2 separate regions of the Homo sapiens genome follow, and region 1 is linked to region 2. Evidence: chromatin contacts called from ENCODE Hi-C or POLR2A ChIA-PET data. All regions are on one chromosome and are shown on one strand. The core of a region is the stretch at or near the end of the contact, and the rest is flanking DNA. Distances in the headings are between cores, read along the strand shown. Region 1 holds the start of DYRK1A (dual specificity tyrosine phosphorylation regulated kinase 1A). Region 2 holds the start of RUNX1 (RUNX family transcription factor 1).

The links. Hi-C counts contacts between places; a loop is a spot of excess contacts on that map. ChIA-PET counts read pairs that join two places held with the same protein, here RNA polymerase II (POLR2A). Pooled maps may share reads with other maps.
Region 1: a map of CD8-positive, alpha-beta T cell shows a loop between it and region 2 (22-fold over the local background). The contact joins the promoter of DYRK1A here to the promoter of RUNX1 in region 2. A Hi-C loop is called at or near these places in 1 of 168 maps with a recorded cell type or tissue (CD8-positive, alpha-beta T cell) and 7 of 50 pooled maps. POLR2A ChIA-PET finds 5 or more read pairs at or near these places in 1 of 52 experiments (OCI-LY7).

Annotation. Positions count from the first base shown.
Region 1 is chr21:37,365,153-37,368,065 of GRCh38, reverse strand. DYRK1A (dual specificity tyrosine phosphorylation regulated kinase 1A) reads right to left here and starts at 1,293. Exons shown (of 12, transcript NM_001347721.2): 1 at 438-1,293. RefSeq lists silencers at 1-70, 181-320, 561-640, 831-980, 1,561-1,870 and 1 more and enhancers at 1-907, 2,221-2,300, 1,832-2,757.
Region 2 is chr21:35,047,681-35,050,578 of GRCh38, reverse strand. It overlaps RUNX1 (RUNX family transcription factor 1), which reads left to right and starts at 1,277. Exons shown (of 9, transcript NM_001754.5): 1 at 1,277-1,411; 2 at 1,621-1,737. The coding sequence starts at 1,680. RefSeq lists enhancers at 1,435-1,554, 1,915-2,054.

The DNA of each region.
Region 1 (2,913 bases), core at 44-2,543, 2.3 Mb before region 2:
TAACCCGTGCATTGTCCTTGCGAATCACCCCGGCGGTTCCCACACTGGTGGGGACCGAGAGGAGGGACGAGGGAGGAGCTGGGGGAAGAGGATGAGGAGGAAGAGGAGGAGGAGGAGGAGGAAGACAACCTCCACCCCTTCGCTCGGGCGGCCAGTGAAGGTCTGGCGCTGTCTACGGCCCCCCAGGCCCCGGCTCCCGGGAGGCCGCGGCCCCCGCTCCCACCCTCCGCAACTTTCCCTCCGCTCGCGCCCGCCGCTCCTCCGGGACCCGGCCTGAGGCTCCCTCCCCCGGCGGCCGGCCCTGGGCCCGCGGCGCCTCCTCCTAAAATGGCAGGTCCCTCCCTCCGCCCGGCCGGCCTCGGCTCCGGCCCGGCTGCGGGCCGCCGGGGGAGCCGAGCGCCAGGCCGGGCGGGGCCGCGGCCGGGCCGGACACTCACCGGGACGATGGCGGGGCGCTCGCGCCGCTTCCTCCGGTGAGTCTCAGCCTCGGGCTCCCGCGCCGCGCTCCCGCCGCGGCCTCCGCAGCCAGCGCCGCCCCGGCAGCCTCTCTCCGCCCCCGGCGCTCCGGCTCCTGGCCGCGCCGCAGCCTGCTCAGTCTCTCCTCGGCTCGCGGTTCCAGCGGCGCCCGGGGCCGGGGAGGCGACAGCCCCCTCCCCGGCAAATACCGCAGTCCCCGGGCCCCGATTCCAGGCGGCGGGGCCGCACGGCCGGCCCGGCGCAGAGGGCGGCGTCGGCGAGGCCGGGCGCCGAGCGGCGGCTGCTGCCGGCGGCTTCTTCCCGAGGAGGATTTTGTAAATCTCACAAAATGGCGCGCGCTCCGAACCTGCGCAGCGAGAAGCGCCGGGGCCCGGGCGGCGGCGGCGGCTCCTCCGCCAGGAGAGCCCGAACCGCCCGCCCCCGAGTCCCCGCACAGACAGACAGACACTCGCACACACCCGCACACTCGCGCGCACAATCGCCCTCGCACACGCTCCCTCGCACACACACTCGCACTCACACCGGTCCCGCCTGCTCGCCGGCGGCGGCAGCGGCACCAACAGCAGCAGCAGGAACAGCAGCAGCAGAAGCGGCGGCGGCGGCGCCCGCACCCCCCGCTCGGGGTGTCCGCTCTCTGAGGCCGACCTGGGCCGCGATCAGCAGCAGCGACAGCAGCAGTCTCCCCGGATACCCCCGCCGCGGTTGCCGCCGCCACCCCCGCCTCACTCCAATGGGGCTTTTTATTATTATTCGGGCGGGAAGCGAAAGGGTTTAAAAAAAAACCAACCAACAAAATGGCGACGGACCGACCCGGTCGCTATAGCAACTGTCAATCAAAACGCAAAACCCCGGCTGACGTGCTGACGTCCTCCTCCCGCCCCCCAGCCCCGAGCCGGCGGGCGGGGCCTGTTGCTCAGGTAACGGCAGATTCCGTTCCCTCCTTTCCGTCTCCCCCTCTGTCCCCAGCCAACCACCCAACCCCCTCAGGTCACGTGAAGGATAAATTCGGAGCTCGGGTCCGCTACGAGTGTCAGAGGAGGGCGCGTGATTCGCCCGGGGGAGGGGAGAGGAGGGGGACGGCTAGGCCGAGGGAGGGTAGGGGCTGGGGAAGGGGGGGCGAGGCGGCGGCCAGGCCTGTGCGCGATCGCCCGCCGCCTCCCGGCCGCCCCGCCCCGCCCCGCGCCCGCGCCGACTGCGGCCCGGGGAGCGCGCGCGGCCTCCCGCGCCGCCGCCCCCGCAGCCCTAGCGCCCCGCGCTTCCGCGTCGGCGCCCGCAGCCCCGCCCGCGCCGGGGGGAGGGGCGGGCTGCCCCGGGCGGGGGAGGGGGAGGAGGAGGGGCGCCGCGGCCTTCGGGCGGGGACCCGGGAAGCCCACCCCGCGCGCCCGGGCCTGGAGGGCTCTCACCGCGGTCCGGGCGCCGCGCTCGCCTCTCTCCCCGGGAAGCGCGGCGGCCGCGACCGTCCGCGCGTGGAGCCGGTTCTTCGAAGGGCTGGCGGGCCTCCTAGCCGGAAAATGCCGGCGGAGGCCGTGGTGGGGGCGGGGAGGAGCCACCGCCGCGCCCCAGACATCGCAGGAATTCCGGACGCTGCGCCGGGCCCGGCGGCCCTGAGGCTGGCACCTGGCTCCGGTCGGGCCGCCCAGGTTTTGTGGCGCCCGAGACCAGCGTTGGGAAATTAGGCTGGAGCCATCATGAAAACTTTTTCAGGCAGTGCACGCTCGCCTGTGCCTGCCCATCTGCTTCCAACCTCTCCCCACCTTTCGGGGCGCAGCCTGCCTGCTCCATCGGAATGCCCTTTAGATGAATCCCCTTGTGCTGTTACTGTGTCCTTGTCGTCCAGCTCTCTGGTTTTCTTTTCTATACACCTTCTCGGTTTCCAGAGTCTTAATTCGCCTGCTTGTCCTTAACCATCAAAACTCTTTATTAATATCCTGGCTTTCGCTGATTTTTATTCTCCCTACCCCTTCTCCCTAGCTATGTATTGCTGGGTGAGCTCCCGAGGCTTGAAAACCCAAGTATGCTGTGCTGGCTGCGTTGTAATCGGTAGAGAGCCACCAGCTAAAAATTGTATTTTGTACCAACTCTAATGGCATTTAATAAATGTATACCTAAAAAGAGTGTGTGTGTATATATATACTATTTTACAGCAGAGTCACTAATTGATTTCTAAGCTTGATTTTGCCACCTTGTGATAGTGTTCGTAACCAATTTTTTTCATAAATTTCACAAATGTGACAACAGATAAAATCTTATAAACAATATTAGATGTAAAAAACTCGCAGTAAATGCCGCTGTCTATGCTACATGACTCAAATACACCTGCTTTAAATGATTTCCAGCAAAAATGTCCTTGCTACAGTTACTAGGACATTGATATACTAAGGTAACCATTCAGATTAGCACAGACTTTGAAAGAAATCCGACTAAACCGAAAATAAA
Region 2 (2,898 bases), core at 28-2,527:
GCATTTACAACCCATCATCACACAGGTTCTCTTGACCCTATGTGTCGAAATTTCACGTGCGCAGAGTGCTATGGCGGATGTAGGCAGAGCAGAGCCAAATGAATAAGGTAGTAAATCAGGAAAATAAGCCTTTCTTCATCTTGGAACTACAAAACAAAATGACGTTTTAGTTGTCAGCAGGTAAAGCCAGTGGGGCCGGAAAATGAAATACGTGTGACCACAGTGGTTTGCCCACTTACAAAATTATCCTGTTTTTAGCATCTTCAAACAGGCATGTCTTTCTAAGGTAGAGGACGCGCTATATAATATTCATTAGTCAGCCCCAGGAGAAGTGTCTCCTCCTGGTTCCCCTTCTATTGTGGCATCCTCATGTGCTCAAAGTGTAGTTTTACCTACAGGTGTAAATTAGCCTATTGATTTGAATTGAACTAGAGAAAGGCAATACAGGGAGCTTTCCCAAGTGACAATACAAATAAACATCTGCAGAGTAACCACTGCTTTGTCCCAAATACAGAAATTCTCTCTGCTTTGTTTTCCTTTAGCTTCCTAATTTGTGTGTGTGTGTGTGTGTGTGTGTGTGTGTGTGTGTGTGTTAAGACTGTACTATGATTTTATCTCTTTACTGAAAGAGATACATACTAAAGTTGTCCATTTAGGGGGAATAAAACCACATAATTTTGGTTTCATTAAAACAGTCCTTTTATTTCAAAAGTAAAATTCTTTCCCTTTCCCAGGCTTTAAAATACCTGTGAGTTGCCAGCCCGTTGTAGGGGTCAGACTCTCACCAAAACATTTCTTTTTATTTATTTTTCCCTTTTATAGTTTCACTTATGCCATGATAGACGTTACCAAGGACTTAACTCTCCCGGAGCTGATGCCTAGCATTTTAAATGATGGGATCCACATCCTGTCGGAGCAGCGGCTTGATGCCAGCGTTGAATTACTATTGAATAAGCAGCAATGAAATCTTTATCAAAATAATCAGTAGTTCCAAAAACCACAAATAACAACAGGAGCCGAGTTGTACTAAATCAGCAAAGACCATTGAGATATAATAAGTGACTGAGTCACTTTTTTCTACATCCCCCCCTCTTGCAAAGTCTACTCGGCTATTTTCTTGCACAGCCTGGGGGAGGGCAGGTGGAGGGAAGGAAGGGCATTGCTCAGAAAAGAAAAAAAAAAATTGACATCACTTAAGTCACATGATTGGCAAGAACCAATTGAGATGGGCTGTGGAAAGGGGAACAGTTAAATTTGTAATTTGGGTTGTGTGAAAACTTCTTTGGGCCTCATAAACAACCACAGAACCACAAGTTGGGTAGCCTGGCAGTGTCAGAAGTCTGAACCCAGCATAGTGGTCAGCAGGCAGGACGAATCACACTGAATGCAAACCACAGGGTTTCGCAGCGTGGTGAGCATCACCAACCCACAGCCAAGGCGGCGCTGGCTTTTTTTTTTTTTTTAATCTTTAACAATTTGAATATTTGTTTTTACAAAGGTGCATTTTTTAATAGGGCTTGGGGAGTCCCAGAGGTATCCAGCAGAGGGGAGAAGAAAGAGAGATGTAGGGCTAGAGGGGTGAGGCTGAAACAGTGACCTGTCTTGGTTTTCGCTCCGAAGGTAAAAGAAATCATTGAGTCCCCCGCCTTCAGAAGAGGGTGCATTTTCAGGAGGAAGCGATGGCTTCAGACAGCATATTTGAGTCATTTCCTTCGTACCCACAGTGCTTCATGAGAGGTGAGTACATGCTGGTCTTGTAATATCTACTTTTGCTCAGCTTTGCCTGTAATGAAATGGCAGCTTGTTTCACCTCGGTGCAGAGATGCCTCGGTGCCTGCCAGTTCCCTGTCTTGTTTGTGAGAGGAATTCAAACTGAGGCATATGATTACAAGTCTATTGGATTACTTACTAATCAGATGGAAGCTCTTCAGAAATGTTTTAATAAATACTTAGTTATGCTGTTGGAGTGTTCAGTCGGTGCGTGAGAACTTTGTCAAGTGCGAGTAAGTTGTGCTGGTCTTGTTTAAAGGCTTAGAGATTATGAAGCTTGCACGAAGCTCCCTGGGTTTTATTTTGCTGTCCCTTGCCCGGAATGCCTGTGTCTGAGTTATCCTTAACTCGGCATGCTGTGTGGCCCAGAATGCAGCCTGCCCTGGGGCTTAGCAGGCACATGCACAGAGCCAGCCAGGAGGGCTGGTGCCAGTGTGGGGCAGGAGGCGGAGGCTCTCAGATAGCCTTGCACCAGCCTGGGGACTTCAGGGCCAAAGTGGCAAGGCAGCTGTCTCTATAAGGCAGAGAGTACAGGAGACTGACAGACTTGGTTAGGTTAAAATCATCAGCATGGGGCTGTGCTGTGTTTTTCCTTGTAGCCTCAATGCAAAGAGACAACCAGCATCTTTCAAGAGAGAAAGGAAGCAAATTGTGGCATACCGAGGTCTCTCTGGAAAAGGGCAATAGAGAAGTTTCCCGAGTTAAGCATTCTCGCAGCTTAAGTCGTTAGATTACAGGCTTATGAATAGGAACAGCCAGGGTGGAAAACCTGTCTCCATTTTTGAAACCAGCCTCTTGAAATGGACAAAGCTGTGGTTGAGCTGTGAGTGTGTGAGTATGTGTGTGCATGTGCGTCTTGTGTATCTTTCGTGGTAAAAGAGGGCTGTGCTTAAACAAACAAAAATAATAACATAAAATGTCTCAAAGGCATTGCCGTGTGCGTCGGGGCACGCACTCTGACCAGTGCCTGCAAAGTGTATCTTGATGGTTTGGCAAAGCTGAGATGGAGTGGGCTGGGATGGGAGAATAATTAATTTTCTGGCTACAAACTCTCTTGAGCACCCAAATTGTATCTGTGACTCATTATTTATTCATACAGCTAAGTGAGCAGGGGAATGCAGAGGGCTT